Regions from separate parts of the Homo sapiens genome. Here region 2 is linked to region 1. Evidence: chromatin contacts called from ENCODE Hi-C or POLR2A ChIA-PET data. All regions are on one chromosome and are shown on one strand. Each heading gives the region's core, a stretch centred on a gene start or an enhancer-like site at or near the end of the contact. The rest is flanking DNA. Distances are from core to core; before and after follow the strand shown. Region 1 has its middle 7.8 kb from the start of CLDN9. Region 2 has its middle 9.6 kb from the start of IL32.

Region 1 (3,947 bases), core at 472-2,971:
CTCATACCTGAGTTGCAATGGGTAAACAGCAACGAGAGGACAATCTCACACTCCACATCGGTGGCGTCGGGGGGCGGGCGCGGTGGGTCATGCCTGGAATCCCAGCACTTTGGAAGACTGAGGCCGGCGGATCGCTTGAGCCCAGGAGTTCGAGACCAGCCTGGGCAACATGGTGAGACTCCATCTCTACACAAAATATAATAATTAGGCCGGGCGCGGTGGCTCACGCCTGTAATCCCAGCACTTTGGCACGCCGAGGCGGGTGCATCATGAGGTCATGAGTTCGAGACCAGCCTGGCCAACATGGCGAAACCCCGTCTCTACTAAAAACACAAAAATTAGCCGGGCATGGTGGCGGGCGCCCGTAATCCCATCTGCTCAGGAGGCTGAGGCAGGAGACTCGTTTGAACCAGGAGGCGGAGGTTGCAGCTGAGACTGCGCCAATGCACTCCAGCCTGGGGGATAGAGCGAGACTCCGTCTAAAAAAAATTTTTTTTTTAAATTTAAAGACCATAATAATTAGCCGGGTGTGGTGGCGTGCACCTGTAGTCCCGGCTACTTGGGGAGGCTGAGGCGGGAGAACTGCTTTAGTCCGGCAGGTCGAGGCTTCACTGAGCCAAGACCGCGCCACTGCAATGTAGCCTGGGCGCCAGAGTGAGGGGCTCAGTCCCCAAAAAAGCCACCTAAAAAACAAACAAAAAAAAAATTGGTGAGGCGCCGCGCCTCGGTGTCGCAGCGAATCCGCAGATCCTCAAGCCAGGTGGGGGCGCCCACTGCGCGTGTGCAGCGCCTGATAGCCAGGCTAGCTGAGGGCGGGGAGCAGCTGCGGCACCTGGGACACAGCGATTGGCTGGGACCAGGAGAGGGCGGGAAGAAGAACTTGGCGGAGCGCGCTCATATCTCTGATTGGCTGCCAAGGGTAGCCCTTGACAGCTGCCGGGTGGGACCCGTAGACCGCGAGCGCACTGGCCCGTGATTGGTTGGGGTGCGGCGGCGAGCATCTGCGATTGGCTGGGCCGCTCGGAGTGCGGCGCTTGGCCACCTCCCGAGGTACCAGGTCACGGCTGGCGGCGCGCTCTGGGGCCCTGGGCTGGCGGCCGCAACCGGGGTGGCGGCCGCAGCCAAGCTGGCGGCGCGGCTGCCCCGCTCCAGCTCGCACCCGCGGCTCGCCCGCGCCCGCGCCCACTCGCGATTGGGCCGGGCCCGCTCGACGCTGCCGCCCACCCCGCTGCCCCCGCCGTCCCTGCCGCACCCGCCGTTGCCCGGCCTGCCGCCCGGCCTGAGCCCCGGGCCGCCGACGCCCTCCGCTCTCGCCCTGGCCGAGCTGCCACCGCTGCCCGCGCTCCCGCTGCGGCCCGAGCCGCTGGCGCCCTGGGGCCCCGGCGCGCATCTGGCACTGCCCGAGCTGCCGCCCGAAGCCTGCTCACCCGCGCTCTCCGCCGCCGTGCTCGCACTGCAGGACCTGCCGCGCCTGCCCGCGCCCGCGCGCTCCGCCCGCGCTCCTACCGCTGCTTCCGCTGCCCGTGTCCGCCGTCGCCTCAGCCCCTGGGCCCGTGGGCGCGCTCGTCCGCCCGCCCCTGGTCTCCGAGCCGCCGCCGCATCCGCTTCCGCCGCTGCCCGCGCGACCCTCTCCCTTCAGCCTGCTGACGGCCCCCGAGACCCGCGACCCATGGCTGCTGTCCGCCTTTCCCCTGCCACCGCCCGTGCCCCTGTCCCCGCATTTCTTCCTGTCGCCGCCCTGCTGACCTGGCCCCTCCCGCGGCGGGTGAGTAGGCAGCCCCCGACAGGGCCAGTGCCCGTAGCCACCTTCCCCGGGCATGGATTCAGAGGACGGGGGTTAGAGCCCAGTTTGGGGAAGAGAGAAGGAGAATCGGAAGCAGCTCAGGTTTGGTAGAGAAAGGAGCGAGTCTGAAAATAGACTTGTCTAAAGATTCGGGTCTTCCATTTTCCCCTGCTGCCCTCCAGCAGGCCTCTTGCTAGGTTATTTGAGAATGTAACCCGTCCCCTGGGCTGATAACCTGGCTAGTGATCAGGGCAGCGGGCGGGGCCCACAGCACGTGTCCAAGGAAATGGGGATCAAGGGTATGAAAACAAAAGTTTAAAGTGCTGGGCCGGGCGCGGTGGCTCCCGCCTATAATCCCAGCACTTTGGGAGGCTGAGGCTGGCGGATCACCTGAGGTCAGGAGTTTGAGACCAGCCTGACCAACATGGAGAAACCCTGTCTCTACTAAAAATACAAAATTAGCCGGGCGTGGTGGCACATGCCTGTAATCCCAGCTACTCGGGAGGCTGAGGCAGGAGAATCGCTTGAACCCGGGAGGCGGAGGTTGGGGTGAGCCGAGATGGTGCCATTGCACTCCAGCCTAGGCAACAAGAGCTAAACTCCGTCTCAAAAAAAAAAAAAAAAGTTTAAAGTGCTTTAACTATATCCAAATATTTCATTTCTCTTATAAATAAAGGGTCTGGATGCCATGGCTAAGGCCATCCTCAGTGTATGGCTCTTGAAAATTCTGATCCTGCCGCAAAAGTCTTTTTTTTTTTTTTTTTTTTTTTGAGACGGAGTTTCGTTCTTGTTGCCCAGGCTGGAGTGCAATGGCATAATCTCGGCTCACCACAGCCTCCGCCTCCTGGGTTCAAGCGATTCTCCTGCCTCAGCCTCCTGAGTAGCTGAGTTTACAGGCATGCGCCACCACGCCCAGCTAATTTTCTATTTTTAGTAGAGACGGGGTTTCTCCATTTTGGTCAGGCTGGTCTCAAACTCCAGACCTCAGGTGATCCGCCCGTCTCCCAAACTGCTGGGATTACAGGCATAAGCCACTGCGCCCGGCCTTTGAAAAGTCTTCAGAAGTCAAATTTTCAACTGAAACAGATCCAGGGGTCGGGCTGGCTGTGCGCACCAGGGAAGCAGTGGTGGGGATCGATACTGGACCCAAGGGTCACATGCAAGGGCTGTGAAGTCATCCCCATGGGACAGGAGAGCTTCCCCCACCCCCACCCGGGCTGGGCCCTGAGAGGAAGCTCCTGTTCTCTCCAGCTTTGCCTGCACCCCACCTGCCAGTTTCTGTGCAGCCTCTACAACTTAATAAAGTTCTCTTTGTTCCCTAGGTGGCCTGAGCTCAGGTAATCAGGCGAAAATTCTTTCTCAGTGGGCTCTTCTCCAGCAGCCTAGGACTGGTATCAGAAAGCCAACCTTGACCCTGGGGGACCTCGGAGAGCCCGGGACCCACCACCAAGAAGGGCAGTGTACTAGTTCTTTGTGACTGCAGTAAAAATTTTATTTTTTAATTTTTTTTATTTTTGGTAGAGATGCGGTTTCACCATGTTAGCCAGGATGGTCTCGATCTCCTGACCTCGTGATCTTCCCGCCTCGGCCTCCCAAAGTGCTGGGATTACAGGCGTGAGCCACCGCGCCCGGCCTGACCGCAGTAGCAAATTTATACACACTGCATGGCTTCAAACAACAGAAATGTATTCGTTACAATTCTGGAGGCCAAAAGTCAAAAATAAAGGTGTGGGCAGGACCCTGTTCCCTTCACAGGTGCTAGGGGAGGATCCCTCCTGCCTCTTCCAGCTCCTGGTGGCTCCAGGCCCTCTGTGGCTTGTGGCCGCATCACAGGAGTTCCTGCCTCCGTCTTCACATGGCCTTCTCCCCATGTCTGTCTCCAATCTCCCTGTTTTTATGTTGTAAGAGGTTGGATTGTCGTTGAAGGTAGGACCCGCCTGAAACCTAGGATAATCTCATTTTGATATCCTTAGTTTAATTACATGTGCAAAGGCCCTTTTATCAAGTGAGGTCACATTCACAGATTCCAGGGCTTAGAGGGTGGAGGTATCATTTTGCGTGCCCCCATCTGGACATGCAGTGTCCTCTCCCCTGTGGGGCTGACCTACCTTCCTAGCCGTCTTCCCAGAACGTAATGTGTCTTAAATCCGTCATGCTGACCTGG
Region 2 (3,947 bases), core at 1,059-3,558, 71 kb after region 1:
GCGAGCTTCTGGGAGGAAAGGGTGGAACGTGACTGTCAGGTACAGAGCTACAGAGAACCCCAGCATGAAGGAGTAGGTGGCAGGGGAGAAGGACTCAACAGAGATGGAGAAAGACTAAGCCCAAAGGTGATCAACAACAAGAGTGAAGGAGGAAGTGGTCAGCTGTGGCTGGGGCAAAACAAGCCCAGTAAGTTACATTGGCCTGTGTTTGGTCATCCAGGGACAAAGTGACCTTTTTAGTGCCGGTAGGCCCAGTGGGTTGGGGAAGAATTTAGGCGGCAGTGGGCTTAGGCATGAGAGGAGCGGAGGAAGAGAAGATTGAGTTGAGACCACTGGCTGGAGAACTTGACCAGGAAGGGAGGGCAGAGAGCGGCGTGGAGTCGGGGGAGGGAATAGGTCCAATGAGCGTCTTAGGATGAAGGAGTTGTGAGCACTCAGCACAGGATAAGCTGATACAAAGAAAGGGATGGAGGATGGATAGACTGACAGATGCATGCACAGAGGCAGGGTTGGATAGCATGACAGATGCATGCACAGAGGCAGGGATGGATAGATGGACAGAGGCATGCACAGAGAGAGGGATGGATAGATGGACAGATGCATGCACAGAGGCAGGGATGGATGGATGGACAGATGCATGCACAGAGGCAGGAATGGAGAGACAGATGAGTGCAAACAGGTAGGGATGGATGGACAGGTGCCTACACAGAGGCAGGGATGAATGGATAGATGGATGCACAGGGGCAGGGATGGATGGATGGACAGATGCATGCACAGAGGCAGGGATGTATGGACGGATGCATGGGCAGAGGCAAGGATGAATGGATGGATAGATGCATGCACAGAGGCAGGGATGGACAGACAGATGAATGCACAGAGGCAGGGATGTACAGAAGGATGCATGCACAGAGGCAGGGATGGACGGAGGGACAGATGCAGGCACAGAGGCAGGGATGGATGGACAGACAGATGCATACACAGAGGCAGGGATAGATGGACAGATACTGGCACAGAGGCAGGGATGGATGGACAGATGCAGGCACAGAGGCAGGGACAGACAGACAGATGCATGCACAGAGGCGTGTATGAATGGTTGGAAGGATGCATGCACAGAGGCAGTGATGGATGGGTGGGGAGATTGGATGGATAGATGCCGGTAGGTCGTTCTTGTCCTGGAGGAGGTGATCCAGGCTAAGTCCTCACACCGGGAGGGGCAGGAGGCGAGCATGGGGAGATACAGCTGTGTGTCCCAGTGCACTGGAAGTTACAGATGACATCGATGTCCTGTCCTGATGAAACAGGAAACACAATTGTCATTTGAAAGTTAGGGCTGAGGGCCGGGCGCGGTGGCTCACACCTGTAATCCCAGCATTTTGGGAGGCTGAGGCGGGGGGGTCACCTGAGGTCAGGAGTTCGAGACCAGCCTGGCCAACATGGTGAAATCCCGTCCCTACTAAAAATGCAAAAATTAGCTGGGTGTGTTGGTGGGGCGCCTGTAATCCCAGATACTCAGGAGGCTGAGGCAGGAGAATCACTTGAACCTGGGAGGCAGAGGTTGCAGTGAGCTGAGATCACGCCATTGCACTCCAGCCTGGGTGACAGAGGAAGACACCGTCTCAAAAAAAAAAAAAAAAAGAGACAGAAAAGAAAGTTGGGGGCCGGGGCTGGATGAAAGCTTGAGGGGCTGTGGGCCTGGCATGGGGCTGAGGGGAGTGTGCAGGAGCTGCCTGCCAAAGCCTGGGGCAAGGATGATAGGAGGTGCTGGGGCCCCTGTGGACTGCCCTCTGAGAATCTCGTGAGGCTGGGTCTGCACAGCTGTGGTTGTGTAACTTCCCCCAGATGCATGGTGTGACAAGGGTGCAGGAAGGGGTGCAGGGCCCGGAAGCTCAGTGTGGTTAAAGACATGCAAGGCAGGATAGAAGGTGAGAGATGAATGATATGGCCGTGATCAAAACACCAAACTTCAGTTTCTCAGAAAAAGGACTCAGAGCAACAAGAGAACCTACAGTCAACAAGGACATTCATCAGCGCACATGTGATTTGAGCAAGACCATTGAAGCCCCTGCTGAACGGCAGGCTGGCAGAGCCAGGGTACCTGGCCATCTACCTTGAAGTCTCTGTGCCTCAGTTTCCTCCTCTGTAAAATGGACATAGGGGACAGGTTTGGTGAGAAGTGAATGAAAACGTGTTTGCTACCCCTCTTAGGACTCATGTTTCATGCTTAGATGCTCAGCTAGTGGTTTTAGGGACCGAGAGAAATTTGCTTTTCAGTTCACCAGGTCGTTACCTATGAACCTGCCCTGAGCAGTGCTGACCTTAGTTAGAGATGGCCATGAAACTCATCCGCATGGGGTAATTGGGGCCTCCCTGTGGTGCTGCAGGGCTATGTCTCTGTCTTGGTCTCTTCAGGCCTCTCAGCAGCTGGAGCAGGAGCTGGCAGGCAGCTCACCGATGGATAAGGAGCTGGGCTTTGGCCAGGGCTGACATGGGAAGCGTCTCGGTCCTGCCGGTCCTGGCGCCTGAGCTGAATCCGGAGGGAAGAGGCTGCTGTGGTGGGAACAGGCTGGGAGCCAGGCCTGGCGCTGGGGCCGGCAGGCTGTGTTCTGAGAGTGCCTGCTAGAGGAGCTCTGTGTTCCCAAGGAGATGGAGGAAGACCTGGGGTGGGGGTGGTACAGGGTAGGGAGAGGAGGGGCAGAGGCTGTGGACAGGGAGATGGGGGAGGGGGGATGGAGGACTCAAGGGATGTAAGGGATATGGCTTGAGGAGGGATGGGGGCAGGAATGAGGGAAGGTCTTGGGTCAAGGACATGGACCTACATCCCCAGCAGATGGGGGAGATGGGCGGGGGTTGCTGACCATAGACTGGAGCTGGGAGGAGGGTACGCTGCCAGGGCTGGGGCTGCCAGCAGAGAATGGCACGCACCTTATAGGCTCCTGCCCCTGCCCCACTGCCCCCTCAAGTTCAAGTTTCTTTTTCTTTTCTTTCTTTTTTTGAGACGGGGCCTTGTTCTGTTGTCCAGGCTGGAGTTCAGTGACATGGTCATGCGTCACTGCAGCCTCGACCTCCCCAGCTCAAGCAAGCCTCCTGCCTCCCTGCCTCAGCTTGGAACCTGAGTAGCTGGGACCACAGGCGTGCACCACCATTCCTGGCTATTTTTTAATTTTTTTGTAGAGAAGGGGGTTCTCCTTATGTTGCCCAGGCTGGTCTTGAGCTCCTGGGCTCAAGTGAAACTCCTACCTGAGCCTCCCAAAGTGCTAGGATTACAGGAGTGAGCCACCACACCCAGCTCCTTCCCCTCAAACTTCTGTGCAAAAAGTGCTCCCTTCCCAGAGGAGGGTCCCCATCTGTGTGTAAGGTGGCCCCTTCCTCTATGTGTTCTCTGGGTCGCTTCAGCCCTGTGGCCCAGTGTCCAGCACAGCCATGCTGAGTGGGTGACTGGAGAAAGGGATCGTGGAGGATTGGGGCAGGGGGGTGCTGGGCAGAGGCGGCTGGGGTCACCTCTGGAAGGTGTCCTGCTGTTCCTGTTGGCTGCAGCTGCACTTGCAGGGCCTTCCTGTGCCCCCCTTTCCTGGTGCAGGGGCACCCTCTGCTTGCTGAGACCAGCTCGGTCAGGGAGATCTTAAACCAGGGGCGCTAGAGGAATTAAAGACACACACACAGAAATTCAGAGGTGCGAAGTGGGAAATCAGGGGTCTGACAGCCTTCAGAGCTGAGAGCCCCAACAGAGGTTTACCCACATATTTATTAATAGTAAGTCAGTCATTAGCATTGTTTCTATAGATAATAGATTAACTAAAAGTATCCCTTATGGGAAATGAAGGGATGGGCCGAAGTAAAGTGGTGGGTCTGGTTAGTTATCTGCAGCAGGAGTGTGTCTTTAAGGCACAGATCACTCAGGCTATTGTTTGTGGTTTAAGAACGCCTTTAAGCGGTTTTCCGCCCTGGGT

What was found. A loop is a pair of places that touch in the nucleus more often than their neighbours do. ChIA-PET counts read pairs that join two places held with the same protein, here RNA polymerase II (POLR2A). Pooled maps may share reads with other maps.
Region 2: a loop to region 1 is called in a pooled map, with 4 times the contacts of the local background. The contact joins two enhancer-like sites. A Hi-C loop is called at or near these places in 2 of 50 pooled maps. POLR2A ChIA-PET finds 5 or more read pairs at or near these places in 7 of 52 experiments (CD4-positive, alpha-beta T cell, Caco-2, GM12878 and 4 more).

What each region holds. Positions count from the first base shown.
Region 1 is chr16:3,003,115-3,007,061 of GRCh38, forward strand. No RefSeq gene overlaps it. Among named protein-coding and RNA genes, the nearest start is that of CLDN9, 7.8 kb to the right of the region's middle. RefSeq lists enhancers at 649-1,607, 754-1,048, 2,854-3,148 and silencers at 713-1,006, 754-1,048, 993-1,092, 1,103-1,192. Within about 2 kb of position 1,722, at least 13 of the 41 ENCODE cell types and tissues checked have a DNase peak (open chromatin) inside an H3K27ac peak, as active enhancers do.
Region 2 is chr16:3,073,248-3,077,194 of GRCh38, forward strand. It overlaps the pseudogene LOC107984896. Among named protein-coding and RNA genes, the nearest start is that of IL32, 9.6 kb to the left of the region's middle. RefSeq lists silencers at 1,271-1,454, 3,842-3,947 and enhancers at 1,635-1,754, 1,825-1,914, 2,035-2,084, 3,432-3,481. Within about 2 kb of position 2,309, at least 16 of the 41 ENCODE cell types and tissues checked have a DNase peak (open chromatin) inside an H3K27ac peak, as active enhancers do.